Regions from separate parts of the Homo sapiens genome. Here region 1 is linked to region 2. A link is a loop called in an ENCODE intact Hi-C map of the cell type or tissue named here. Cell type or tissue: right lobe of liver. All regions are shown on one strand. Region 1 overlaps ADH1A (alcohol dehydrogenase 1A (class I), alpha polypeptide). Region 2 overlaps ADH4 (alcohol dehydrogenase 4 (class II), pi polypeptide).

What was found. Peaks named below come from ENCODE experiments on the same cell type or tissue, not always from the same donor. Only the 100,000 strongest peaks of a DNase experiment are listed, where the experiment ranks them.
Region 1: it touches region 2 in a loop (2.8-fold over the local background); 2 of 110 quality-filtered maps call a loop at or near these places.

The regions. Positions count from the first base shown.
Region 1 is chr4:99,282,650-99,287,649 of GRCh38, reverse strand. ADH1A (alcohol dehydrogenase 1A (class I), alpha polypeptide) reads left to right here. Exons shown (of 9, transcript NM_000667.4): 2 at 1-86; 3 at 662-800; 4 at 2,847-2,934; 5 at 3,032-3,251. It overlaps LOC100507053 (a long non-coding RNA gene), which reads right to left. Exons shown (of 10, transcript NR_037884.1): 5 at 617-855. Among named protein-coding and RNA genes, the nearest start is that of ADH1A, 5.8 kb to the left of the region's middle. RefSeq lists an enhancer at 184-1,383. In right lobe of liver, no CTCF peak of the experiment used is centred here; no DNase peak of the experiment used is centred here.
Region 2 is chr4:99,122,132-99,127,131 of GRCh38, reverse strand. ADH4 (alcohol dehydrogenase 4 (class II), pi polypeptide) reads left to right here. Exons shown (of 9, transcript NM_000670.5): 8 at 400-538; 9 at 2,666-3,474. The coding sequence ends at 2,690. All of the region lies in intron 1 of LOC100507053 (a long non-coding RNA gene), which reads right to left. Among named protein-coding and RNA genes, the nearest start is that of ADH4, 20 kb to the left of the region's middle. In right lobe of liver, no CTCF peak of the experiment used is centred here; no DNase peak of the experiment used is centred here; H3K27ac peaks cover 576 bases.

The sequences.
Region 1 (5,000 bases), 160 kb before region 2:
CAGCTGTGCTATGGGAGTTAAAGAAACCCTTTTCCATTGAGGAGGTGGAGGTTGCACCTCCTAAGGCCCATGAAGTTCGTATTAAGGTGAAATACATTTTTCCATTTGTATTTAAGTTTTAAAAACTCAGAAAAGTTAAAAAACGGAAACAACCAAATTTTTATATGATCATCCAGAAAATAGAATATACTTGTTGTCAAGGAAAGGTATAAATATAAATTTTTAAATTTTAAAAAAGTGCACACAGTGTAATTCCAGTAAAATACAAAAGAATTTATGTGTTTGTACAGAAAGAAAATTTCAAAGTGATATATATCAAGACTTCAAAATCAATTAGCATTAGATATTTTTATGTATTAATTTGCAACTTCTACTTCTATTTTTTAAAGGCATGCATTCTTTTATATTATTTAAGACTTAACTATTTCAGGATCAGTTACTTCACAGATTATTCTAAACTGTTTACTTCAAGAATGGAAGGTAGAGGAGGGTTTCAGCCTGGTCAACCTTGAGGATAAACTGAATCTTTCATACTTGGGATAGTAGGGATTATTAGCAAAACCCTTGAAAACATTTTGGAAGCGCAATTTCAGGGAACTGGGATTTTTAAATTCACCTGAGACTCACAATCTTTTATAAACATCTTCTCTTCACTCTGTAGATGGTGGCTGTAGGAATCTGTGGCACAGATGACCACGTGGTTAGTGGTACCATGGTGACCCCACTTCCTGTGATTTTAGGCCATGAGGCAGCCGGCATCGTGGAGAGTGTTGGAGAAGGGGTGACTACAGTCAAACCAGGTACAGGATTCACATTCAGGAAACATGATGGTTCACCATCCTAAGATTTCCCAGCCTGAATGAGGAAACAGAGGCAAAGAGGGACGAAAGGGCTTGACCAAGGTCACCGCGCAGCCAGGACTTCAGGGATTTCCTCTTTCCCTCTCTTCCTGCCTGACTCAAGCATGTATGTCTTTAGGCACGCATGTATTCTACCCTTCAACAATTATGTACTGAGCATCTGCTAGATGCCAGTCACCAGGTTGGAGCCTGGAGATATGTGAGGATCAAAAGGGACACAGTGCCTACTAGTGTGGCATTCATAATCTAGTAACTTCCGTGTTAGTGTTGGTGAACACGGTCTTCTGTCAGGGCCCAGACACCTAGAAATGGGAGGAGGGAAAAAACATAAGTATGGACATTGTTCTGTGCTGAGTTCACAAAATGGACGCTACATGGCTACGGCTGAATGAGCATGACCTTTTCTTAGGTGACCTATGCAGCCCCTTCACCAATTTCCTCTTGCAACGTGGTCTCTCTTCCTGAGCAAGGAATCAATGAAGCAGACTAGGTGAAAGGAAATGAAAGAAACATAGAAAGAGCCATCCACCATCAACAATGTCTGCCTTATTACTTTCAGCCATGCTTAAATGTAACTGGTTACGGATTACTAATTATAAAGGGAGAATAACTAGGACACTTCCATACTATCATTTTCACATAAATTTTACCTATAAAATGTTATGGGCCAACCATTTTTCTTGGTCTTGTGGAATAGACAGCATAGGTAATTTAAAATAAAAATTATGTTTAATTCTAAAAAAATCACTTTTTTTTTTTTTTTTTTTTGAGACGGAGTCTCGCTCTGTCGCCCAGGCTGGAGTGCAGTGGCGCGATCTCAGCTCACTGCAACCTCCACCTCCCGGGTTCACGCCATTCTCCTGCCTCAGCCTACCGGGTATCTGGGGCCACAGGTGCCCGCCACCACACCCAGCTAATTTTTTCTGTTTTTAGTAGAGACAGGGTTTCACCATATTAGCCAGGATGGTCTCGATCTCCTGACCTCGTGATCTGCCTGCCTCGGCCTCCCAAAGTGCTGGGATTACAGTCTAAAAAATCACTTTAGGCACTAGATTGGACCTGCCACTTTACCAAATACTTATTTGAACTGTGAACAGAAAAATAAAATGAACTGTCCAATTTGGGTTTCAGCTCCTACTAATTTCTTTAGTAGTAATAAATTAATAACTACTGAATAATAACTAATAACTACTAAACTACTAATAATAACTACTAAATAATACTAATAGTAACTAATTAGTTAGTAATAAGTTAATAACAAAATGACACCCTTACTTTTTACCCATGCTCCCTCCACTGTAACAGGAAAAGTAGATAATTCACAAATTATCAGCTAAAAACATTTCAAAGTCAGTTCTTATCCTAAAAGTGCCTAACTTATTGTGGAGGGTTGAAATTTCCAGAGGAATTTCTGGAATTGTTCTTTGTCCCATTTTTGATAGTTTTCCTCAAAAAAAGAACTGAGATCATTTTAAAAGCATTCATTTCATAATAAAGATAAACCTAGTTACTTTGAAAAGAATTAGTTCAAAATTCTCATTTTTATTGTAAATCAAACTATAACAAAAAACAGGTCTTACCAACATCTAGTGGAACTATTATACCCTACTTTCAACTAAAATTTATATTTATACTTACAGTAAGATTTATATAGTTAAGGATTAAATTAAATGTTTGTAAAGCCTCCAGGAGAAATTGGTACACCACATGAAAGTAACTGTTAATACAGTGGAAGCAATTTTTCTAATCCATGTTGTTTCCCATATTTGCATGTCCTCTTTAGGAATCTTCAGGCACTTATAAACCCAAACTGGAAACAAGGCTGTGGCAGGCAATGACAAATGACATATTTGTGATTGGACTGTATTTCTTGGAGACTTTTAAAGACACATGTTTCTAATGTTTTAAAGACATGTGAGCTTTATGTTTTTGCTCTATTAATACCTGGATAGAAATTGTAAAAGAATTTGTTTTATCCCTCTCCAGGTGATAAAGTCATCCCACTCGCTATTCCTCAGTGTGGAAAATGCAGAATTTGTAAAAACCCGGAGAGCAACTACTGCTTGAAAAACGAGTAGGTTTCTGATGCTCTCCCTGCGCAGACATTGAGTTTGCACATTAGTTATGGTCCTGTCTCATGCCTTTGTGTGTCTTTGTATTGCACTGTCCAGTGTAAGCAATCCTCAGGGGACCCTGCAGGATGGCACCAGCAGGTTCACCTGCAGGAGGAAGCCCATCCACCACTTCCTTGGCATCAGCACCTTCTCACAGTACACAGTGGTGGATGAAAATGCAGTAGCCAAAATTGATGCAGCCTCGCCTCTAGAGAAAGTCTGTCTCATTGGCTGTGGATTTTCAACTGGTTATGGGTCTGCAGTCAATGTTGCCAAGGTAAGAATGGCAATGGGTGATAAAAACAGTTACACGCAGACTGTCAGGAACCCAAAGGGAAGGAATGTCTCACAAGAATCGAAGATTATTTTTGTAGATTTTGAATGTCGACTAAGAATAGAAACACAATCCAGAAAGAATTGAGAGCACATGCTAGAAGTTTCACCTGTTTATCAGATTAAAAAGTTGTTGAGAGTTTAGAAAATGTAAAGATTTCATTTTCAATAATTACTCTTCTGTATTTGCTCTTTATGAGCTCATGAAATATTAGGCCTGAGAACTCATTTAGTAATTCATTCTACAATTAGAGAGCACCTACACATGCTTCAGGCACCATAGGTTCTGCTAGGCTCTGACAGCAAAAGTAAATGAAATGAAGCGTTTGCCCTTGAGGAGCAGCTAGTCTGTGGATCCTCTACTCCCAGAATTAGGATCAACAACAGTAGAGTCCAAAACCTTACCTGATGCACCTCCAAACCAAGGCTCACCCACTCTGTGGATTCTTAGACTGAAAGTAATGACGCTTCAGTGATGCGTAATTCACTCATTATGACATTTCACTGCTAAAACTAACTCCCCTGGCATGAACACACACATATATTCAGAAGTGGTAAATTTCAAGCAGAAATTCTTTAAAGGCTTCTTATCTGAGTAGGCTGAAAATCTAGTAGTATGCTTTATTTTATGAAACCGAGGCCCAGAGATATAAAGATATTTGCCCAAAGTCTCACTGCTGGTTAATATGAGAGCTGAGACTAAAATATCTTTTACTAATCTCCTGCTGAATCTTAGATCATGATACATAATTATTAGCACTTTTAAATCACAGTCACAAGCCTTGTATTTTTCTAAGTAAGTTAGAAAATGGTGTTGTCCCCCATAGTATTGCATACCACTTGGTGAATGAATGAATGAATGAATGAATAGACACCCTTAAGGGAATATAAGAATGAGATTATTTGGAACAGGAAGAGCATGTTACGCAAAATGAAGGCGGACTATGGGAGACTAGGTTTAATAAATATCCCCTGGCCAATTAAAAAAATGTAGATGGCATCTTTTCCAAATTTCTGTGACTTTAGCTCTTAGTCCCTTGTTCAATTGCCTCGTCTATTTTAACAGGTGATCTAAGTGAGCCTACCCAAGAACAGAAGATGAGGATACTCATAACAATATATTTTATTATTAAAATATAGACTAATGTTTCATTACTGTGTTATTCACTAGTGTATTTTTTAAAGCAGGGATATACTGGTCATGACTACTGAACATAAATGAACCAAGGAGTTCATTACTGAGGGTTTAAGTGGAATATTTTTCAGTCTCCTGGAGTAGCCTTTTCCACTTATTTTGTTTTCCAAATATTGCCTTTGTGTATATATGAGTTACTGAAGCTGGCTATCAAGGGATTTCAGCAATCGAGAGTCCCTTCAAGATTGTAATCACTGCCATCTGGATCTCAAAGATCATCCAGTCGCCTGGTTCCCAGCCTGACCTTCCCATTGGAGTCACCTGGGGACTAAGTTCCACCTGCAGAGCTTCTCATTTAATTGGCATGGGCTGTGACCTGGACAGTGGGATATTTTTAAACCTGCCCAGATGAATCCAATATGCAGCAGTTTGAGAACCACTCAACTAGTTCAACTCCATGAATTTAAAAATAAAGCAACTGAAGCCAAAAGAGGTTTTGATAACAGATTGAACAGAAGAGTTTGAGCAGCTTTTGATAAACACTAAGCATGGCACTTT
Region 2 (5,000 bases):
AGAAATAAAAATAATTTATTCAACCATTGAATCCCTAGAGCATATCCAAATACTACATAAAAACTATTAATGACTTATAAATAATTTATATAAAAAGGTAATTATAATTTGCAAATTGAAATTTAATTTGCATTTGAATGAACCAACATGGAGGAACAAAAAATAAACATTGACCTTATTGAGATAATTTCTTATATAGAGTGGAAAATAATCTTAAATTTTTCTTATAAAGAAAAATTTTAAAATAGATATAAGTACAGAAAATTAAAGATGGAAGGAGTTTAATCTATTTGAAGCAAACCAAATCTGACCTAATAATTTCATTCATTCAGCAAATGCTGATTAAACTACTTCGTGTCAAGTGCCATGTCTTTATTTTGCATTTTGTCCACATTACAGGTTGGAAAAGTGTAGATTCTATCCCAAAGCTGGTCACTGACTATAAGAATAAGAAATTCAATCTGGATGCACTGGTGACCCATACCCTGCCTTTTGACAAAATCAGTGAGGCATTTGACCTAATGAACCAAGGAAAAAGGTACATTACTAATAGATGACTGAATGATTTAAAAAACGTTTACAATGATTCTATCTTCTTTTTGATGTTAAGAAGCAACCAGCTTGTTTTTTCTGACATTTTCCACATCCCAGGTACTAGATGTGCTTAAAAGATTAAATAGTGGTCATTTCAGAGGGGAAAACCTTCCATTTCAATAATGCACATCTGTACACTGTTACAATATAGAATGGTGGCATAAATTGATACAATTTCCATTTCACAAACCATTAACTCAGTTGGGCCTGCTCCCTAGAAAGAGAGGTTTCTGTGTAGTATGTTAGATCCCTCTAGTAGAGTGTACCCCTGAGTTTAGCACCGTGGTGTTCTGCAGTTTGACACAGAGTGCCTACCCCAGACCCTTCACAATCAGAATGGGGTGAAAACCATGCCTCTGTGGCAGGGATCAGACATGTAAAGGATGCCCCAACTGTCTCATTCTCTTGCTTTGTCATGGAGTTCCTCTAAGATACCTTCTGATCCACTATTTTAGTTATACAGTGCTCCCATGTCAGGGATCCCAGGAACTGATGCATAGAAATGTTCCACCTGGAAGATTCTTAGGGGTTGGGGGATTAGTAAGACTAGGATCAATGATTCTAGGTAAAATGTTCAAGCACAGCCTTGATCAATAGAAACAAAGGTCAAAAACATTAGGAACAATGTTACATAGAGGAGACGCAGGACCAAGAAGAAATGAAAAGAGAAGATACAACAAAAGAGAGGAGGAAAAGTCTAAAGTAAAATTAAAATAACTGGGATTTGAAGCAGGGAATAAATGTTGCAGAAGAAGAAGATAGTTTCATGGTGTGAGGACCCAGACTACTTCTTGGGGAAGAAACCTGAGGAAATATCCCCACTGACATGAACTCCCCAATTTGCAAACGTGTCAGTCACAACATATCAGAAGGAAGTTCAATAAAAAGAAAATACAAGCATTATTTTTTAAGCTACACCATGTAAACTTAGTATATAAGCCCTGCAATGTATTATACAACTTCAATATCCCCATAAGGAATACTCCTCAAGTTAGGAGATAGAAGTTGAAGTGGGGTTTGAGCCTCACACCCTTCTATTCATATCCTCGAACACAAACCTTTTCTCCTAGAATTCTCAATTATGGAATACATCCATAAGGAATGCTAAGTGGCAGCCAGGTGGAAAATGCTGCATTGCTTTATGGGCAAGTCTCCCACATTCTCCCAGGAGGCTTCCCTGGTAATCAGCCTAGGGGTAGACACCAGAGTGAGGCCTCCTGCTCCTTCTCTGGCCCACTGAGAATACCACCTGACTGCCCACACAGATGGAAAGGTGGCAATGAGGAAGGCAGAAGTTGGGCCTCATCAGGTGTGTCCACCATATGGGCACAGGAAGCACAAGAGAGGGCAGGCCCTCCTACCACCCAACTGCAAAGAAGCAAGGAAGTGGGGGGATGGGGATGGGATACAATGACTGACTAGCCTGTTGAGGTGTAGTGATCCTGCCCCAGAGTGAGGAAAGGACACAGAGATTCTCCTTCTACAGGTAGGGGTGTCTTCCAGTCCTGGGTGAAGAAAACATTTATGCATAGCACCCTGCTCATAGCAGGGGTTCCACAGTTCCAGCAGTAATGTTTGAGATAAAGACTGCTCTGTCCTTGAGGCTTATCCCCCTCTTTGTGTCTACATGTTGGAGTTACCCAGAAATAAGAACATCTGGGTTCTTAAAAAGTAGCATCCCAACACACCAACTTTGATGCCCACTCCCTCCTTCAATGCTCAACTTTGCCCTCAGCTATAGGAGATCCGAGAACAGTGACTATTCCAAGACTAAAACCTGACTCCCTCCTTGGTACATTCTAATTCTCCTCAACAGCACCACTGAGTAACAAGGACGCTGCCTAAGGTGAGTAAGGGTCCTCAATTCCCCCCAAGTTTACTAGCACATGCATAAAATATTATTAACACCATGAATGGAAGAGGATGACGGGATAAAAGAAATTAGGCTTAATAAAGTGAATGTCTATAAAGGAAGACCAGATCCTGAAATGAAAAGGCAAAACTTATTTGTGAGCTTTGGTTAAATTTATCATGAAAATTATACTTATTAATGTTTTATTGTTATTAACAGCGTCCGAACAATCCTCATCTTTTGAAGATGCCAGGAGCAATTCAGAATACTATCTGATTGAATGTGAACCTGCCTGGTTAATTTATTACCTGATTTGATGAACCAAGGAAAGCCATGAGTTTAAACAAATATTTACATTTAATATGGGAACATAAAAGAGCTTTAAATATTATAGACTTTGTACCTGTTATATATATGAATATTCCCTATGTTAAATAATAATAATAACTAGTGTTTATGAATAGAATCATATCATCTTTAGAAATTGTTTAAAATTAGTTCTGGGAAGTTGAAAGTGGGGAATGAAGAGATAATAAATAAAACTAGATTGGCCATATGTTTATAATTTTTTTAGATTGGGTAATGAATACATGGAGTTTCATTATACTTTTCTCTCCACTTTTGTCTATGTTGAAAATTTTCTGGGAGCTAAATGATGAGAACACATGGACACATGATGGGGAACAACACACACTGGGGCCTGTTGAGGGCAGGGAGTCGGCAGAGAGAGAGCATCAGGAAGAATAGCTAATGGATGCTGGGCTTCATACCTGGGTGATGAGATGATCTGTGCAGCAAAGCACCATGGTACATGTTTACCTATGTAACAAACCTGCACATCCTGCACATGTACCCTGGAACTTAATAAAAGTTGGAAATTTTTAAAAAGAATGAATAAGACCTGGTATTTGATAGCACAACAGGGAGACTATAGTCAACAGCAATTTAATTGTATATTTTAATATGACTAAAAGAGTATAATGGATTGTTTGTAACACAAATAAATGCTTGAGGAGATGGACACCCCATATTACATGATGTGATTATTACACATTGCATGCCTATATCAAAACATCTCATGTACCCCATAAATATATACACCTAATACCCACAAAACTTAAAATATAAAATGTTTTAAATAAAAATAAAGAAAAGATTTCCCACAATAAAAAGATTTTTACTGGAAAAAAATCACTATATTTCACATACATGTGTACATATATACATTATATATATATATACACTATATATATGAAATATATAGTAATTGTGATTATGTGTGTATATATATATTAATATATACACACATATATACATAAAACATTATTATATACTTTGTGTTCCAATAAGCCACAAGCTACTTTTTAAAAATAAGTTGCTAAATAATTTTCTTTTTAACATCTGCTAATTTCTTTTCTCTTAGCCCCACTCTATCATTAACTGCAATCACATGGAAGGAGATATCAGAATCTATTTAAGTGAATATTTTAAAAAGAATAAAAGCATATCTACTCTCTCAAGTTTCTATCTCTGTAAAATAACTGCCCTTTCATCTTTGATAATTTTTTTTCTTCAACTTTTAAGTTCTGGGGTACGTGTGCAGGATGTGCAGGTTTGTTACATAGGTAAATGTGTGCCATGGTGGTTTCCTGCAGAGATCAACCCATCATTTAGGTATGAAGCCCAGCATCCATTAGCTATTCTTCCTGATGCTCTCCCTCCCCCTACCCCCCTCAACAGGCCCTAGTGTGTTGTTTCCCACCATGTGTCCATGGATTCTCATTGTTCAGCTCCCATTATAAATGGGAACACACAGTATTTGTTTTTCTGTTCCTGCATTAGTTTGCTGAGGATAAGGGCTTACAGCTCCATCCATGTCCCTGCAAAGGACATGATCTCATTCCTTTTCATGGCTGCATAGTATACCATAGCATATATGTGCCACATTTTCTTTATCCTATCTATCATTGATGGGCATTTGGTTTGATTCCATGTCTTTGCTATTGTGAATGGTGCTGCAATGAACATACATGTTCATGTATCTTTATAATAGAATAATTTATATTCCTTTGGAGATATACTTGGTAATGGGATTGCTGGGTCAAATGGTATTTTTGCCTCTAGATCTTTGAGGAATCACCACCCTGTCTTCCACAATGGTTGAACTAATAATTTACATTCCCATCAACAGTGTAAAAGCATTCCTTTTTCTCTGCAACCTCACCAGCATCTGTTGTTCCTTGACTTTTTAATAATCACCATTCTGACTGGCATAAGATGGTATCTCATTGTGGTTTGGGTTTGCATTTCTCTAATGATCAGTGATCTTTCATAATTTTTACAACACATAATGTTGAGCTTAATGATCTGCAATTGGCACTAATTAATACTATTGATCTGTAACTGGCACTAATTAATGCTATTTTCAATAGTCAATTAAAAGTTACAAAAATTGATGTACTTATAAAATAATGTAGTAAGTAAACTTTTATAGTTATAAGATTTAACAGATAAAAAGATGTATACAAAAATAGCAAAATGGAAGGTTTCAAGT